Linked DNA regions of Homo sapiens: all the other regions are linked to region 2. Evidence: read pairs that join two places in POLR2A ChIA-PET (ENCODE). Cell type or tissue: Panc1. All regions are shown on one strand. Each heading gives the region's core, and the rest is flanking DNA. Links, peaks and the distances in the headings are about the cores only. Region 1 has its middle 12 kb from the start of MAP3K14. Region 2 overlaps HDAC5 (histone deacetylase 5). Region 3 overlaps LSM12 (LSM12 homolog).

What was found. ChIA-PET counts read pairs that join two places held together with the same protein. Peaks named below come from ENCODE experiments on the same cell type or tissue, not always from the same donor. Only the 100,000 strongest peaks of a DNase experiment are listed, where the experiment ranks them.
Region 1: POLR2A ChIA-PET joins it to region 2 with 7 read pairs; 1 of 35 experiments calls an interaction of 5 or more read pairs at or near these places.
Region 3: POLR2A ChIA-PET joins it to region 2 with 8 read pairs; 8 of 35 experiments call an interaction of 5 or more read pairs at or near these places.

The regions. Positions count from the first base shown.
Region 1 is chr17:45,326,038-45,332,316 of GRCh38, reverse strand. It overlaps the pseudogene RNA5SP443. Among named protein-coding and RNA genes, the nearest start is that of MAP3K14, 12 kb to the right of the region's middle. In Panc1, for the core only: no CTCF peak of the experiment used is centred there; no DNase peak of the experiment used is centred there; H3K27ac peaks cover 3,728 bases.
Region 2 is chr17:44,105,726-44,112,004 of GRCh38, reverse strand. It overlaps HDAC5 (histone deacetylase 5), which reads left to right. Exons shown (of 27, transcript NM_005474.5): 3 at 1,205-1,276. Among named protein-coding and RNA genes, the nearest start is that of HDAC5, 15 kb to the left of the region's middle. RefSeq lists an enhancer at 6,071-6,279. In Panc1, for the core only: no CTCF peak of the experiment used is centred there; no DNase peak of the experiment used is centred there; H3K4me3 peaks cover 338 bases; H3K27ac peaks cover 282 bases.
Region 3 is chr17:44,046,184-44,052,462 of GRCh38, reverse strand. All of the region lies in intron 2 of LSM12 (LSM12 homolog), which reads left to right. Among named protein-coding and RNA genes, the nearest start is that of LSM12, 17 kb to the left of the region's middle. In Panc1, for the core only: no CTCF peak of the experiment used is centred there; no DNase peak of the experiment used is centred there.

The DNA of each region.
Region 1 (6,279 bases), core at 1,588-5,587, 1.2 Mb before region 2:
AGAGCTGGGTACAAGGGAGAAAGTCGAGTCCTGCCTAACCTAGGGGATGACAATGGGTTGGTCAAATGACAGTACCTCAGGCTCAGAGAGGTTAATTATCACCAAGATCACATATCTAATAAGTGATAGTCACCAACTCAACTGCCCATCTGTATAGACTGACTGGGTTGGAATCTTGACTTTGCCATTTTCTTTTCTTTTTATTTTTTTTTGAGACAGAGTCACCCAGGCTGGAGTGCAATGGTGTCATCTTGGTTCACTGCAACCTTCCCCTCCCAGGTTCAAGAGATTCTCCCACCTCAGCCTCCCAAGTAGCTGTGATTACAGGCACGCACCACCGAGCCTGGCTAATTTTTGTATTATTAGTAGAGACAGGGTTTCACCATGTTGCCCAGGCTGGTATTGAACTCCTGGCCTCAAGTGATCCACCCATCTCAGCCTTCCAAAGTGCTGGGATTACAGGCGTGAACCACCATGCCCAGCCACCATTTTCTTTTTTGATTTATTTTATTTTAAATTTTTTGCAGAGACGAGGTCTCACTCTATTGCCCAGGCTGGTCTTGAACTCCTGGGCTCAAGCAATCCTCTCGCCTTGGCCTCCCAAAGTGTTGGGATAACAGGTGCGAGGCACCATGTCTGGCTGACTTTGCCAATTTCTAGCTTAGTGCCCTTGGGTAAGTACTCTGTACCTCAATTTCCTCATTTGCAAAATGGGGATATAAGAAAACCTGCCTCACTGGGCTCCTTGGAAAAAGTAAATGCATTAGTACAGCTATTCTCAAAGTATGGTCCTGGGACCCCCTGGAAGTCCCCAGGACTCTTTCAGGGGGTCCATGAGGTCAAAACTATTTCCATAGTAATGCTAAGACATTATTTACCTTTAGTGCTCTTTTGTGGAGTTTTCCAAAGACCACGTGATATAGGACATCACAACTGATTGAATGGAGATCTATGAATGCCGCTGTCTTCCATTAAGCTAGATTAAAGGGATTTGCAAAATATAAAACAATGCCACTGTCTTCAGTAATTATTTTTTATTTTTCTAAATAGTTATTTTCAAAAAGAATGTTTATATTCATATGTAATGGGTTATTAGTATTTTTAGTGAAGGCATTTTTTTAAATTTATGAGTTTTAATTTCCAGTACTGTAAATATCAATAAAAATTCCAGCGGTGCACAGTCTGCTTGCACTGGCTTGGGAAAGTTGACTGTACATATCTCTTCCCATTTCACATTCAGTGATGTTAGGTTGGTATCTTGAAATCGGCCACGGTGGGCCAGGCACGGTGGCTCACGCCTGTAATCCCAGCACTTTGGGAGGCCGAGGCGGGTGGATCACCTGAGGTCTGGGGTTCAAGATGCCTGTAGTTCCAGCTACTCAGAAGCCTGAGGCAGGAGAATCTCTTGAACCCGGGAGGCAGAGGTTGCAGTGAGCCAAGATTGCACCACTGCACTCCAGCCTGGGCAACAGAACAAGATTCCGTCTCAAAAAAAAAAAAAAACAAAAACAAAAAAGAAAGAAAGAAAAAGAAATTGGCCATGGTGGAAGTATTTACACTATGGAAATTGGTAAGTGCTACAAATTAGGACTTTTCAGCAGAGAACCAATTGTTAAACATGTACCATCACACCATCGGATATCATCTATAAAAACAAAAGCTCTTTGGAGTCCTCAAAAAAATTTATGAACAAGCCAAAAAGCTTGAGAACCGCTGAGCTGGTACTTATAAAAATGTTTAAGTCAGGCCGGGCAAGGTGGCTCATGCCTGTAATCCCAGCCCTTTGGGAGGCTGAGGCGGGCAGATCATGAGGTCAGGAGTTCAAGACCAGCCTGGCCAACATGGTGAAACCCCACCTCTACTAAAAATACAAAAAATTAGCTGGGCATTGTGGCAGGTGCCTGTAATCCCAGCTACTCGGAAGCCTGAGGCAGGAGAATCGCTTGAACCCAAGAGGCGGAGGTTGCAGTGAGCCAAGACTGTGCCACAGCACTCCAGGCTGGGCAACGGAGCGAGATTCCATCTCAAAAAAAAAAAAAAAAGTTTAAGTCAGGGCCTGGTACATGGTAGGTCCTCAGTCATTAATTGAGAGCTCCACTAGATTTCAAAACTCAAGGACTTGCCCTCTAATGGATGGCCTTACTTTTTGTTGTCTCTTATTTCTCAGGCTCCCAGGTGCTCCTTCAGTTGCCTTGGAGCCCTGCGTGCTCCCACCTACTCCCTCTCCATTCAGCTGCGGTCCCTCTTACTGCCCACCTCAAATGTACTCTGCCCAGGGCCCAGAGGTATCACCCACTCTCCGACCTGTGCCGCAGAGAAAGCCAACAACCACAGCTAGAGACTTACTACCACCTACTTGACCTAAAGAACACATTTGTGAAATGCCCCTTGTTTACCTTTCCAACCACCAAGCTAATTGTTTGTGTCTTTAGCTAACAAGTTGTGGGTGATTACAGCCCCACTTGTGGTTATGGGCACTGTTCAGAAGCTTCTGGCTTTGAGATCTCCTCGAAGGCTTACTTGGTCTTGGTTGTTTCATCATATTATATTTTTAGAGAATTACAGGGCAAGCCTCAGCCAGATTACGAAAATCTGACTAAGGGTGTTGCATCAAGGTCCCCAGCAGGAGCATCTCCAACCCCCTCCAGAGCCAGCAATGACAAAGAGAGCGGGGCCTTTGGGGGATTCAAAGTGAAAGAGATCTTCTAAGAGAATGCAAATTGGTGACAGTTCATGAAAGCAAAACAAAGCGCCCGGCGCGGTGGCTCACGCCTGTAATCCCAACACTTTGGGAGCCCAAGGCGGACGGATCACAAGGTTAGGAGTTCGAGACTAGCCTGGTCAACATGGCGAAACCCCATCTCTACTAAAAATACAAAAATTAGCAAGGCTTGGTGGCATGCACCTGTAATCCCAGCTACTCGGGAGTCTCAGGCAGGAGAATCACTTGAACCTGGGAGACAGAGGTTGTGGTGAGCCGAGATCACGCCACTGCACTCCAGCCTGGTGGCAGAGCGAGACTCCATCTCAAAAAAAAAAAAAAAAAACCCACAAAGCAAAATTTTCATGACCAGGAACTCCAGGAAATCTAAGTATAAGAATCACCAAATAAGTAGTAAACAATAATAAATGATAAGCAAATCAGCTGCCTAGGAAGAATTATGGAGGTGAGAATGTTTCAACATGAAAGATGAGTGAAGATACAAAAATAAACATAAAATACAATATAATAAGCCTAGCCTTTTCTCCTTGCTTTGTTTAATTTGATGATTTCCTAACCTCACTCATTTGACTATCACCTTTGTGGGTTTTTTCCACATCTGAATTCCACCTATGTTATTAATTTACTTAACATTCTTCTCTATATTGACTCATTTTTTTTTTACTTAAATTATTTTGAGGCTGGGCACGGTGGTTCATGCCTGTAATCCCAGCACTTTGGGAGGCTGAGGTGGGAGGATTGCTTGAATCCAGTTGTTGGAGACCAGCCTGGGCAACATAGTGAGACCCTGTCTCTACAAAAAATAAACAAAATTAGCCAGGCATGGTGGTGCATGCCTGTAGTCCCAGCTACTTGGGAGGCTGAGATGGGAGGATTGTTTGAGCCCAGGAAGTTGAGGCTGCAGTGAGGCATGATGGTGCCACTGCACTCCAGCTTGGGTGACAGAGAGAGACCTTGCCTCAAAAAAATAAAATAAAATAAAAAATAAGTTTAAAAAATTATTTTGAAAGGAACCTGCGTATTTTAAAGGGAACCTTCATATTTTGACTATAGATGGAAAATCAATAACATTTGCTATATAGAAATAAATCCAGTAACAACCAAACATTGTTATTCAACTCTAGCTAGGCTCTGTGGTCTGTCATACACTCTAAACCTAAGGCCAGCACTTTCTGTCTTAAAGAAATTTACAAGTGTCAGAGAGAGATACATTAAAGACATATCGGCACTCAGCGAGGTGCGGTGGCTCATGCCTGTAATCCCAGTACTTTGGGAGGCCGAGGCCGGTGGATCACTTGAGGTCAGGAGTTCGAGACCAGCCTGTCCAAAATGGTGAAACCCCATCTCTACCAAAAATACAAAAATTAGCTGGGCTTGGTGGCACACACACCTGTAATCCCAGCTACTCGGGAGGCAGAGGCAGGAAAATCACTTGAACCCGGGAAGGTGGAGGTTGTAGTGAGCCGAGATTGCACCACTGCACTCCAGCCTGGACAACAGAGCGAGACTCAGTCTCAAAAAAAAAAAAAAAAAAAAAAAAAAAAGACACATTGGCACCAAAGTGAGACTTTCTACTTGACTTAATTAGAAGAATTGAAAGTGTGACCCACTTCTAGTAGTTAATCCTATGGCTATTCTCCACTACAGAATGGCAGCTCCATGATGCAGGGACTCCATCTATTGTGTTCACTGCTCTGCCTCTGGTGCCTAGACCTGACCTGGTGCATAGTAGGTGTTCGGAAAATATTTGTGGAACGCATGGATTAACTAATATGCAAAATGAAATACATATAAGGATATTTATTGCAACAATTCTTATAATGGTTGGAAATGGTTGGAAACAAGTCTATCAACAGTGAACTGGGTAAATTATATACCAGTCATACAGTTGAATAGCATGAGTCTTTATAAAAGAAGGAGGCAGTTCTATATGTATGATGTGGAACCCACTGATAAGTGAGATAGGCAAGGTACAGGGCAGTTGTGGATAGTATGCTTCCATTAACTTTTTAGAAAGAGGCTATAGGAATGTATCGTTTGCACATGCTGAAGTACATCTGGAAAAATACACAAGGAACTGGTAAGAATGATTGCTTCGTCTACTGCCATACCACCCTGAACACGCCCGATCTCATCTGATCTTGGAAGCTAAGCAGGGTCAGGCCTGGTTGGTACCTGGATGGGAGAATGGTTGCTTCAAAAGAGCCTGGGGGCCAAGCACAGTGGCTCATGCCTGTAATCCCAGCACTCTGGGAGGCCGAGATGGGCGGATCACCAGAAGTCAGGAGTTCAAGACCAGCATGGCCAACACGGTGAAACCCCATCTCTACTAAAAATACAAAAATTAGCTGGGCCTGGTGGTGGATGCCTGTAATCTCAGCTACTTGGGAGGCTGAGGCAGGAGAAGCACTTGAACCCGGGAGGCAGAGGTTGCAGTGAGCCAAGACTGAGCCACTGCACTCCAGCCTGGGCAACAGAGCAAGACTCCATCTCAAAAAAAAAAAAAAAAGAAAAGAAAAGAAAAGAAAAAGAAAAAAAGAGCCTGGGGCCAGAGGTGGGAGAAGCATGCTCTTTTGGAATTTGTACAAACCGCATGCATCAATTATTCAAGAAATAGACAAATCTAAAAAAGAATTAGAGAATAACTAGCTCAGCATGAGATCCAATGTTTCTTAGAGCTGTGGGCCACCACACATCATCTAGTGCACCCCTCGGGAACCACATGCCTCCCTTTGGGGAACTGTGATTTATAGTAAAGCTCTGTCCAGATGGCACGGATTGCGTGAAAGCATTCTTGTCTCTACAGACAGACATCTGCTCTAATCTCTGCATCTTAACACCTGGGTTTTCCCTCTACCTAATTTGAGCATCCTTTATCTGAATCGGGTGAAATATATCTTGGTCCTGATCAAGACTTCTTGTGATTAGCACAAGGAGTCACGTAATCCTTGACTGACATTTCCGGCATCCTCTCTAGCCCATGAAGTCACTCATCTCCTTCCACAGCTTTCCCAGGTGAGATTCCCTTTCTCAGAAAACAGGAGTAGCTCTCTCTACTCATGTAGGCTACAGACCTTCTTTACTGTTTCCATGTGTTACACAATCCCTAATGAGCATAAGCTTATTACATTTTTTTTTTTGAGATGGAGTCTCACTCTGTCGCCCAGGCTGGAGTGTAGTAGCTTGTGATCTCGGCTCACTGCAACCTCCATCTCCCGGGTTCAAGCGATTCTCCTGCCTCAGCCTCCCGAGTAGCTAGGATTACAGGCATGCGCCACCATACCCAGCTAATTTTTGTATTTTTAGTAGAGACGGTGTTTCAACATGTTGGCCAGGATGGTCTCGATCTCTTGACCTCGTGATCCGCCCGCCTCGGCCTCCCAAAGTGCTGGGATTACAGGTGTGAGCCACTGCACCTGGCCAGCTTATTACATTTAAGGCTTTTGCCGCAGTGTAATTTCATCCTGGGGCTACTTTTCGCTGTTGGGAATTCTCAAGCTGGCTAAATTTTACAACTCTTAACTGTACCAGTCAGTATTGCATGTCACAGAAACCCA
Region 2 (6,279 bases), core at 1,032-5,031:
GGTCACCACGCAGAATTAATGAGATGATGTATATGATGTTCGTAGCACTGCACCTGGCACATTGCCATGGAGGAGCTACCTGTGCTCTGAGAATTAGCAGATGTTCCCTGGTCCCTTTTCCTGGATTGGGGTGAGGAAAGGGGACCAGGGGACACCTGTCTGCCCAGGAGGAGTATCCCTACACCCTAGAAAGAAGCTGAGGCTGAGCAGCCTCTGGAGGCGACACTCCAGAATGAGCGGGAGGGAGCTGCCATTTAGCAGGTGTTTAGGGGTCTCTCTGCTGGTTGAAGGGGTGGGGAGGCACCTCTCAACTCTGTGGGAGGGCAGAAGTTAAGCAAACCTCCATGGGGCTATTAGAACTCCAGGGAAGGTGCCTGTGTGCCAGCCTCTCCTAGACCCTTCCAATTCCTTTACCTGTTCTGGAAGGCAAGAAGAAAGACGGAGGCTTGAGTCTGGCTTCTTGGTCTCCATCCCCTGGCTTGCTTGCCAAGAGTAGCAGCCAGAGCCGCTCCCAGATGCATGGGTACCCTGGCCGGCGCCCTTCCCCAGCCCAGCCTCTGGCCACCCAGCGCTGTGGCCTTGGCCCTGAGTGCAGGCCCTCCCCTGTTCCCATCCCCCTCGCCTGGCGCTTCCTCCTGGGGTAGAACCGCCTCCCCCCCCATGGGGCCTCCTGGCAGCCCGCCCGCAGCTCCCTGAGCATGCTCCACCTATTTATAGACAGGGCCCTCCCCCAACTGCTATTTCAGTCTCCTGCCAGCTGCCGGCGGCGGCTCATTCGGGAAGGAGGAGCAGGGAGCCGGGCCCAGAGCTGTCACCCAGGGTTGGGAGGGAACACAGAGCCCGCCTGCCCGCTGAGCTCCCCTTCCTGTCCCAAGTGCTCAGCCATACCCCAGCTCCCAGGAACCAGGGAGAGGCTGGTGGTCGGATGCCCCTCTAGAGCAGAGCTGGGCCTGCAGCTCTAGGGCCTCCCTGCCCCTCCTGCCGCCAGGAGTGCCCAGGCCGGATGAGGCACTTCCCTACAGTGTGGGTCCCGTCGGCAGTGGCCTGAGGGAACCTGTGCTGTGCGGGCTGCCCGACCACCTTCCCTTCGGTCTGCTCCCCGCCTCTGGCGGCCCCCTCCCTGGCATGCTGCTGGTGCCCAAGGCTCAGGGGCTCGTGGAGATGCTGCAGACCATCTATGAGACAGAATCCTGTTTCTCAGCAGATGGGATGTCAGGTCGGGAACCATCCTTGGAAATCCTGCCGCGGACTTCTCTGCACAGCATCCCTGTGACAGGTAAGTGCCTTGATGTCCCTGCCTGCCCTCTGTCATCTGGCATCCTTGTCCCTGGGCTGAGCATCTGGCCCTGAGCCTTGCACAGATAGGGTCCTGCATAGATCTGTCTTGAGAGTTTTGTTGAGAATACACAGGGCTGGGGGATCCCTGCTCAGAGAGGCCCCTGCCCTCCCTGCCCAGAGCCTGCTGCTCCCCGGTGCCCCTCCGCTGTACTCTGCTGCATCTCTTCCAGTCCCTTCAGTCTCTGGCAGGGTCGGCATCCACTGCTGGGGGCTGGGGGTTACTGGAGGATCCTGGCCTAGTTGGCACTGTGGTCAGAGGGGAGGAAGTGGGTCAGTGACCCGCCTCCATGCTGCCCGCTCCCCAAGTTTGGGCAAGGGAAGAAGGTGTAGCTGGGTGTCCACAAGAATAAAGGTTACTCCAGCTCCTCTGGCTTGGTTCTTGGGGCTACAGGATCGAGTACAGTGACTTCCGCAAGTCCCCAGCCAGGAGTCTCTTGAGAATCAGACACTTGGGGAGGCTTGGTGCAGTCATGATGGAGTTAGGCAGAGGCTGGCAGCTTGGATATTGAGGGGCTTGGCTGCCTTAGCCCCTAGCTGTCTCCCGATGGCGCTCCTCTCCCCAGGTCTGGGTTGATTCCCATCTCATGAGGATGAAGAGGTGTTACTCTGGCTCAGATGGGCTTCGGGACCCCCTAATCCTGCCACCTTCTCAGCAGGAACTTTTTTGGCTCTTGGCTAGGGGTGGGGTCCCCCAGAGCTGGGCCGCTCCTTCCCTCACTCCCAGGAACCTGTTGGCAGCATCAAGCCTTCCTGGCACAGCCTCCCCACCAGGCCGGCACCACAAGATGCTTCCTCCAGGGAGGGGCCTGCTGGACCCATGCCTGCTCAGCCCCTCCTGGCAGTGGCTTGGCACTCAAGTGTGGGTGTCTGTGTGTGTGCGTGTGAATGGGGAGTCCTTGCCTCTGGATATGTGGGTGTGCATCCCAAGCTTCAAATTGGAAAGTGGGAACTGTGTGCCTCTGCAGGTGCCTGTGATTTGGCTCTGAGCTGCCCAGGGATAAGGTTGCAGTGGGACTTGGATGTGTCAGAGCATGAATGTTTTGGGAAGATTCAAAAAATCTTTGGAACATGGCTTATCATCTGCCCAGGCAGGGATGCCCATGCAGTTTTCTCATGTAGGAGCATGACCCTGAAGACTAGCCCTGCAGGGTATCCATGCAGGCCCCGAGGATAGGGGCATTACCCTGGGGCCAGCCCTGTAGGCTGGGGTGGGGATGGGGGTGTAACCTTGGGAACCGGCTCTACAAGATACCCACGTAGTCCCCTGAGGTAGGGGCGTATGCCTGGGGGCCCCCTACACAGGTCCCTGGGATGAGGAATAAACCCAGAGGGCTGGTTCTTATCCTGGTCTGGAGTCCACAGGTCCAGCTAAAGACCCTGCCTGCTGGCCCCTAGCCCACAGCCTCTGGGACTCAAGGTGGTCTCTTGGAAGGCAGAATAATCCCAGAGCATCTGCTTGGGACAGCTCCACGCCATCTGGCTTATCAGGTCCACCCATCCTGCCCTGTCGCCTCTGTTCCTTGCTACCAGCAGCAGCCAGCAGTTGGCCGGAAGTTTCCTCCTCAGCTTGTTCATTCACCTGCTTCCAGATTGTACCCCAGAAACCTTGCAGGCTGGGACCCTGCTCTCTCATCTCCTCCCTAAGCCTGGCTGCCCCTGCATGGACTCCCAGGCAGCCCCTCTGTCCAGATCCCTGTCTCCCCACTCCACCCCCAACGCTGGCTGGCCTTCAGAGTGGTGGCTTGGTCCATGCTGGCAGGAGGGAGGCGTGAGTCACCTCAGCGGCTCGGGGAGAGGGCTAAGAATGTTCCCCCTGCGCAGCTCTGATGCTGTGTCTGTGACGCGGCTAGGGACAGATATAGGCCTGGAGCTCGGCAGCCTTGTTTTTTTTTTGTTTTTTTTTTGTTTTTTTTTTGGACTCTGGAATGTAAATAGATGTTTCAAATAGAAACACTTTAACCTTTGGGTTAAAAAAAATCCACCCCGGATAAACACGGCCATGAGGGCCCAGGCAGCCTGGTGTTTCCCTCCCCACCCCCTCTCCCCATCTCTTGATCGGTCTCCAGACAGGATGCAAGATCCTATGGCTGAAAAAGCAGGTGTCCAGGGAAGCTTCTTTGGATGGTGTGAGTTGCGCAGGTCTCCCAAGCCCAAGGGGTTGGGGCAAGGGTCTTTCGAGGGTGGTGCCTGCCTGCCACCTCCAGCAGCATCTTTAGAACCCTATTTTAGGGATAGCCTTTGCTCTCTGGGCTGTCTTGGTTGTTGCCATTGCCCAGCACCTAGCACAGTGCCTGGCACATGGATGAATGAATGTCGCATGGGGAGGGCTGGAGTCCAGAATTGCTGGCAGGATTCCTGGGCTCTATTCTGGGGCCTGGACCTCTGGGTGAATAGAGACAGCTTTAGTGAGTCACCCCAGCGGGTAAGACAGAGCCTTAGCCTACCGAAGGACAGGGGCAGTCTGCTGTTCTTGCTTAAAGAGTGGGGCGGATCTCAGCATCTGCTCTTAGCGATCAGAGGTCTTCCTTGATGGATGGGGTCTCTGCCTGGCCACCCTACCACAGCTCCCCAGTGCACAGTGGGCACCACCATCATCCCAGCTTAGTTCTGGCTTGGGGAGCCTGGGAGTTTGAACTCTAGTATGGGATTCTCAAGGACACAGAGGTGGGGAATTCTCTGCCTCCCTTATGTGGGCCCTGGATTCCCCTTTGTCTTGTACTGGGTGGAGCTGATGCCCAGACAATACGCAGGACTTTATGAGATGGCATGGAGGAGGAGTCTGCTTTTCCCATGGAGGGAGGGTGTGAATCCTGCTTGTGCCAGGAAGGAATGCTATGGACACTGGGAAGTGCCATGGGGTCCAGGTTTGGTCTTAGGGCTTTCCCTGGATATTCGTGTTCGTGCTCTTCAGTCTTTCTGGGTTTGGCTGTGTGTATAGGTATGTAGTGCCGGGAGGGTAAGAAGTGCAAGACTCAGGGGTGAGAGTGGAACTATTATAATGCACTGAGTGACAAGGCTATCAGGTACTTTCCCTGCCCTTTTTTTTTTTTTTTTTTTTTGATACGGAGTCTCCCTCTTTTGCCCAGGCTGGAGTACAGTGGCACGATCTTGGGTCACCACAGCCTCCACCTCCTGGGTTCAAGCGATTCTCCTGCCTCAGCCTCCCGAGTAGCTGGGACTACAGGCACACGCCACCGTGCCTGGCTAATTTTTGTATTTTTAGTAGAGATGGGTTTTCACTATGTTGGCCAAGCTGGTCTCGAACTCCTGACCTCGTGATCCGCCTGCCTCAGCCTCCCCACAGTGTTGGGATTGCAGGCGTGAGCCACCACGCCCGGCCCTTGCCATATCTGTTTTAGGACAGTGTTGATAGCTGTGGTGTATAATTGAGAAGGCTCAGAGAGGTTAAGGAACTTACTGGACATGGTAGCTCATACCTGTAATCCCAGCACTTTGGAAGCCTGAGGGAGGAAGATCACTTCAGGCCAGGAGTTTGAGACCAGCCTGCGCAGCATAGCCAGACCCTGTCTCTACAAAAAAATGTAAAAAAAAAAATTAATCAGGCACAGTAGCATGCACCTGTAGTTCTAGCTACTCAGGAGGCTGAGGCAGGAGGATTGCTTGAGCCCAGGAGTTTGAGGCTGCAATGAGCCATGATCACTGCATTCCAGCCTGGGCGCTATAACAAGACCCTATCTCTTAAAAAAAGGGAACCTGCCCAAGGTCACAGAGTAAGTGAGAGCTGGAATTTGAACTCAGGTGTCTGGGTAGGACCATTGCTAATCCACATAAAAGCTACTTTTGGCCGGGCTCGGTGGCTCACACCTGGAATCCCAGCACTTTGGGAGGTTGGGAGTTTGAGACCAGCCTGACCAACATGGAGAAACCCCGTCTCTACTAAAAATACAAAAAATTAGCCGACGTGGTGCATGCCTGTAATCCTAGCTACTTGGGAGGCTGAGGCAGGAGAATCGCTTGAACCTGGGAGGCAGAGGTTGCGGTGAGTCGAGATTGCGCCATTGCACTCCAGCCTGGGCAACAAGAGCAAGACTTTGCCTCAAAAAAAAAAAAAAGCTTCTTTTGTGCAGATTTTTAAAAGGTGGCCCTCTTCTGGGTAGATACGTCCTCATGCCAGTGTGCATGGCCTGGCGATTGGAGCTTGGGCTAGATGTCAGCCCCAACTCACCCCTTTAGACGAGAGCCCATGTGCAATATGCCACCTACACAGCCTTAAGTGCTGGGCCTGTCAGTGCGCGTCCACAGTTTGTGCTCCTAGAGCACAGGAACCATTCTAGCCTTGGGGGCCTCCTGGGGTTGTGAGAGGAGGCTTTGTTTTCTGTAAATACTGAGGACCACTTGGTCTGTGATCTTTCTCCCTGAGGGGATTTTAGCCCAAGGAGAGGAGGGGCTCAGGAATAAAGTTGAACACCAGCCCCCATACAACCTCCTGTGTCCCCCTCCCCCTGCCTCATCCCCTCTTCTTGTTTTTGAGACCCTCAGCTGTCCCTTCCCTGCCACACAGCTGCCAGACAGGAAATCAGATTAACTGTGTCCATGCACACAGCTGTAACAGCTGTCAGGTTGGCAGGAGGCAGCCTGGGGACGCTGTGAGGCAGTGGTTCTCAAACTTTTGGTCGCATCAGAATTAACCAAGGGAGCGTATTAAAATGCAGATTCTCAGGCCTTGACACCCTGCCCCCCCAACAAAGGTTTGGATTCTGTAGGGCAGCCCAGGAACCAGTGATTTAAACTCATGTCTCAGGTGATTCTGATGCGAGTAGACTGAGCCCATCCTTGGAGTAAGAGCTGTGTGGACATGGGTCACAGGGCCCAGCAGTCAGCCAGTAGATGTCATCAGCATCCCTGGAAGGCCTTAGTGGGTCTTGGGACTCCTGGGAGAAGGGCCTATACAGGAGGAGGGAGGCTGTCGCCCTAGAAAGA
Region 3 (6,279 bases), core at 1,380-5,379, 60 kb after region 2:
AAGACAAGTTCTTGCTCTGTTGTCTTGCTCTGCTTGCAGCAGCCTTGACATCCTGGGCTCAAGCGATCCTCCCACTTCAGCCTTTCAGGTAGCTGAGACTACAGGTGCATGCCAACACACCTGGCTGATTTTTTTTAATTTTTTTTTTTGTAGAAACAGGGTCTCACTGTGTTGCCCAGGCTGGGCTCAGGGTTTTTTTTTTGTTGTTTGTTTTTTTTTTTAATTTAGAGATAGGGACTTGCTTTGTTGCCCAGACTGGGATGCAGTGACATGATCATAGCTCACTGCAGCCTCGACCTCCTTGGCTCAGGCGTGCACCACCGTGCCTGGCTAATTTAAACTTTTTAAATTTTTTCTAAGATGGAGTCTTGCTGTCACCCAGGCTGGAGTGCAGTAGCATGATCTTGGCTCATTGCTACCTCCGCCTCCCCGGTTCAAACAATTCTCCTGCCTCAGCCTCCCAGGTAGCTGGGATTACAGGCACATGCTACCACACCCAGCGGATGTTTGTATTTTTAGTAGAGATGGGGTTTCACCATGTTGGCCAGGCTGGTCTTGAACTCGTGACCTCAAGTGATCCACCCGCCTCGGCCTCTCAAAATGCTGGGATTATAAGCGTGAACCACTGTGCCTGCCCTAACATTTTTTTTGGTAGAGTCAGGGGCCTTGCTATGTTGCCCAGTCTGGTCTTGCACCCCTGGACTCAAGCCATCCTCCTGTCTTGGCCTCCTAAAGTGTTAGGGTTACAGGTATGAGCCACTAATCCTGGCCTGATTCAATATTTTGATTCATTGTTATTTATTTACTCTTAGGTATTCTAGAACAGAACTTCAAGTAGAGTACTGTATTTTTTTAGTTCCTAACTGTCCAATTTGTAGGGAACTATATATATATATATTTCCCCCTCCCCGAGATAGGGTCTTACTTTGTCACTTAGGTTGAAGTGCAGTGGTGCAATCTCACCTCACTGCCACCTCCTCCCCCCAGGCACAAGCTAGGCTCCCGAGAAGCTGGGACCACAGGAGTGCGCCACCACACCCAGCTAATTTTTTTTTTTTTTTTTTTTTTTTTTTGAGACGGAGTCTCGCTCTGTCGCCAGGCTAAAGAGCAGTGGCACGATCTTGGTTCACTGCAACCTCTGCCTCCCAGGTTCAAGCGATTCTCCTGCCTCAGCAGTAGCTGGGACTACAGGTGCCCGCCATCACGCCTGGCTAATTTTTAGTAGAGACGGGGTTTTACCATATTGGCCAGGCTGGTCTGGAACTCCTGATCTTGTGATCTGCCCTCCTCTGCCTCCCAAAGTGCTGGGATTACAGGTGTGAGCCACCACTCCCAGCCAATTTTTGTATTTTTAGTAGAGAGGGGGTTTCACTATGTTGGCCAAGATGGTCTCAATCTCTTGACCTCGTGATCCGCCCACCTCAGCCTCCCAAAGTGTTGGGATTACAGGCGTGAGCCACTACGTCCAGCCCCCCAGCTAATTTGTTAAAAAATTTTTTGTAGGGTTTTGCCATGTTGCCCAGGCTGGTCTCAAACCCCTGAGCTCAAAGTATCCACCCGCCTATCTCCCAAAGTGCTGGAGTTACAGTTGTGAGCTACCATGCCTGTCCAGGAACAGTATTTTATTAGAAATGTTCAGGCACACTGGGCGCGGTGGCTCATGCCTGTAATTCCAGCACTTTGGGAGGCTGAAGCGGGCAGATCACTTGCGGTCAGGGGTTCGAGACCAGCTTGGCCAACAGGGTGAAACCCCATCTCTTCTCAAAATACAAAAATTAGCTGGGTGTGGTGGCACGTGCCTGTAATACCAGCTACTCTGGAGGCTGAGGCAGTGAGGCAGGAGAATCACTTGAACCCAGGAGGTGGAGGTTATAGTGAGCCTACATCATGCCACTGCACTCCAGCCTGGGCAACAGAGCGAGACTCCATCTCAAAAAAAAAAAAAATGTTCAGGCACAAGCTTTCAGCTAGGGAACAGTTGCCCTGGGGATGCTGATATTCAGAAGATATATTTTTGAGAGCCTATTTGTTGCTAGCTAAGAATAAAGGCTTTGTCTGGGTGCGGTGGCGCATGCCTGTAACCCCAACACTTTGGGAGGCTGAGGCAGGTGGATTACCTGAGGTCAGGAGTTCGAGACCAGCCTGGTCAACATGGCAAAACCCCGTCTCTACTAAAAAAAAAAAAAATACAAAAATTAGCCGGGCATGGTGTCCACATGTCTGTAACCCCAGCTACTTGGGAGGCTGAGGCAGGAGAATCGCTTGAACCCAGGAGGTGGAGGTTGCATTGAGCTGAGATCGTGCCATTGCACTCCAGCCTGGGCAACAAGAGAGAAACTCCATCTCAAAAAAATAAAAATAAAAAGAATGAAGGCTTTCCAAGAGCCTACCCCAGATTCAAAACATAGGGAACATGCAAGGGCCCTTACGATGACAGTTCTTTGCCACTCTGGTCTGCCATCCCTTGACACCCACCAGGCTTGCAGGCGTCATAAGCAGTTCCGGGCAGCAGCTGCAGTGTTTCCTAAGCCCTCTGTGAGGGCAGCTGGTTGGAAGACCCAAATACACAGAGAAGGCAAACTGAGAGTGGCTCATTGGAGTCAGTAGGTCACACCCAGCAGGCTCCTCTCTGGCTTCTCTGTTTCCCTTGTTGTATCAGCTGTCTCAGCCTGTTAAATACTTGTAGTAGGAATCCCTCTGGATTCCCCACGGCACCTGTGCCTTCCTGGTCTGGGCATGTGGAAATAAGATGGCCCAGCTGGTGACTGAATAACAAGATGAAGTGCATATTGCTTGGATTTTGTTCTTTTGGCTCCTCCCTTTTCCTTCCATGTCACTGCGTGCAGACAAGATATGTGTCCTTGGTGTTCATTAAATCACTCACTTGTGGGACGCAGTGGCTCATGCATTTAATCCCAGCACTTTGGGAGGCTGAGGCGGGAGGATTGCTGGAGGCCAGAAGTTCAAGGCCAGCCTGGGCAATATAGCAAGACCCCATCTCTACAAAAATAAAAAAAAGTAGCTGGGTGTGGTGGCGCACACCTATAGTCTCAGCTACTCTGTAGGCTGAGGTGGGAAGATCGCTTGAGCCCAGGAGTTTGTGACTGCATTGTGTAGGATCATGGCACTGCACTCCAGCCTGGGCAGAAGAGTGAGACCCTGTCTCTTAAAAACAAAAACAAACAAACAAAAATAAGGGTTACCCAGCATCAGGCATGATTAGAAGCCGGTTTTTTTTGTTCGTTTTGTTTTTGTTGTTGTTGTTGTTGTTTTTTAAAGACAGAGTCTCTGTCACACAGGCTGGAGTGCAGTGGCACAAGCTCAGCTCACTGCAGCCTCCGTCTCCCGGGTTCAAGTGATTGTCCTGCCTCAGCCTCCCAAGTAGCTGGGACTACAGGTGCACACCACCATGCCCGGTGCTAATTTTTGTATTTTCAGTAGAGACAGGGTTTCACAATGTTGGCCAGGCTAGTCTGAACTCCTGGCCTCAAGTGATCTTCCTGCCTTGGCCTCCCAAAGTGCTGGGATTATAGGAATGAGCCACTGTGCCTGGCCTAGAAGCCTTTTAATATTGATGTGCTTTGATATCGAATGCATATACTTTTCTCCTTTGCCCACATCAAGGTGCTATATATAAAACGGGCACAGGAGGAAACACTGGTTAGTATACAAGGACTGTGTTTTCACTGGGAATCATGCAGAATGAAAGGAGAGCCAGGTAAGCACAGATTGTCATGTGCAGTGATTTCAAGTAAGCCATATGCACATTAATAACAAATATTTGTAAGTTTATGCTTCTTGGTTTGCCTGAACCCAGTGTGTTCTTAAACTTGGTGCTTTTTATTCTTTGAGATGCTAACCAGTTAGTGCTTCTAACTGATTGGTAGTGAGGCCAGCAGCTAGCATGTTTGCATTGAAAATGGGTGTAGTATGGGTGATAGTCATTGAATTTTTATGGTTACTTTTTTTTTTTTTTTTTTTGAGATGGAGTCTCTCTCTGTCACCCAGGCTAGAGTGCAGTGGTGCAAGCTCGGCTAACTGAAACCTCCGCCTCCCGGGTTCAAGCAATTCCTCTGCCTCAGCCTCCCAAGTAGATGGGACTACAGGTGCATGTTACTGTGCCCGGCTAATTTTTGTAATTTTTGTAGAGATGGGGTTTCGCTATGTTGACCAGGCTGGTTTCGAACTCCTGGGCTCAAGTGATCTGCCTGCCTTGGCCTCCCAAAGTGCTGGGATTACAAGCATGAGCCACTGCTCTTGGCCTGGAAAAAATTTTTCTATGTTTTGCTGCATAAAGAAAATGAAAAGACAAGCCATAGACTGGGAGAAATAATTTGCAAAACATACATCTTACAGAGCACTTGTGTCCAGAATGTATAAAGAACTCTTTTTATTTGCGTGTGTGTGTGTGTGTGTGTGTGTGTGTGTGTGTGTGTGTGTGTGTTTAATACGGACACTGTCTATGTTGTCCACACTGGTCTTGAACCCCTGGCTCAAGTGATCGGCCTTCCTCAGCCTCCCAAAGTGCTAGGATTACAGGTGTGAGTGACCACGCCCAGCCAAGAACTCTTAATAAGGCAGCCCGGGCTTGGTGGTTTATGCTTGTAATTCCAGCACTTTGGGAGGCTGAGGTGGGAGGATGATTTGAGATCAGGAGTTTGAGACTAGCCTAGGGAACACAGGGAGACCCCATCGCTACATAAAATTAAAAAAAAAAAAACAGAACAAACAAACCTGCCAGGCATAGTGGTCCTTGCTTGTGGTTCCAGATGCTTGGGAGGCTGAGGTGGGAGGATTGCTTTAGCCAAGGAGGTCAAGGCTGCAGTGAGCCATGATTATGCCAGTACACTCCAGCCTGGGCAACAGAGCAAGACCTATCTCAAAAAAGAAAATAATAATGATAATAAGACAATCCAGGCTGGGCATGGTGGCTCATGCCTGTAATCCCAGCACTTTGGGAGGCCGAGGCAGGTGAATCACCTGAGGTCAGGAGTTTGAGACCAGCCTGGCCAACGTGGTGAAACCCTGTCTTTACTAAAAATACAAAAATTAGCTGGGCGTGGTGGTGTGGGCCTGTAGTCCTAGCTACTCTGGAGGCTGAGGCAGGAGAATTGCTTGAACCTGGGAGGCAGAGGTTGTGGTGAGCTGAGATGGTGCCACTGCACTCCAGTCTGGGTGACAGAGCAAGACTCCATCTCAAAAAAAAGACAGTCCAATTAAAAATGGGCAAAAGCTTTGAATACTGTATCAGAGAAGATACAGTAATTACAAATAAGCACATAAGATGCTTGATATCATTAGACATAAAGGGAAGTACAAGTGAAAACCACAGTGTGAAACTGCTATACTTCTGCTAAAATGGCTGAGATCAGAAAGGCTAACAGTACCCAGTGTTGGTGAGTAGGTGGCAGATTTAGAACTATCAAACATTAGGGCCGGGCGCTGTGGCTTACGCCTGTAATCCCAGCACTTTGGGAGGTCGAGGCGGGTGGATCACGAGGTCAGGAGTTCGAGACCAGCCTGGCCAACATAGTGAAACCCCATCTCTACTAAAAATACAAAAAATTAGCCAGGCGTGGTGGCGGGCGCCTGTAATCCCAGCTACTCGGGAGACTGAGGCAGGAGAATCACTTGAACCCCAGAGGCGGAGGTTGCAGTGAGCCAAGATCGCGCCATTGCACTCCAGCAAAAAAAAAAAAAAAAGAAAAAAAAAAAGAAAACAGTTTGACAGTTCCTTTTTTTTTTTTTTTTTTGAGACGGAGTCTGGCTCTGTTGCCCAGGCTGGAGTGCAGTGGCGCATTAATCTCAGCTCACTGCAAGCTCCGCCTCCTGAGTTCACGCCTTTCTCCTGCCTCAGCCTCCCGAGTAGCTAGGACTACAGGCGCCCGCCACCATCCCCGGCTGATTTTTTGCATTTTTAGTAGAGACGGGGTTTCACCGTGTTAGCCAGGATGGTCTCGATCTCCTGACCCCGTGATCCATCCGCCTCGGCCTCCCAAAGTGCTGGGATTGCAGGCGTGAGCCACTGCACCCGGCCATTTTGTTTTGTTTTTAAGGAAACTTCACTAGCAGGAAAACAATTACTTTAAAAATTAAACATACACTTACCATATGACCCAGAAATTCTACTCTTAGTTATCTACCTAACAAAAGTAAAAACATGTCCACACACAGAGACTTTTTACTTTTAAAAAGCAAAATCTTTTTACTTTTAAAAAGTAAAACGTTGGCTGGGCATGGTGACTCACACCTGTAATCCCAGCACTTTGGGAGGCCGAG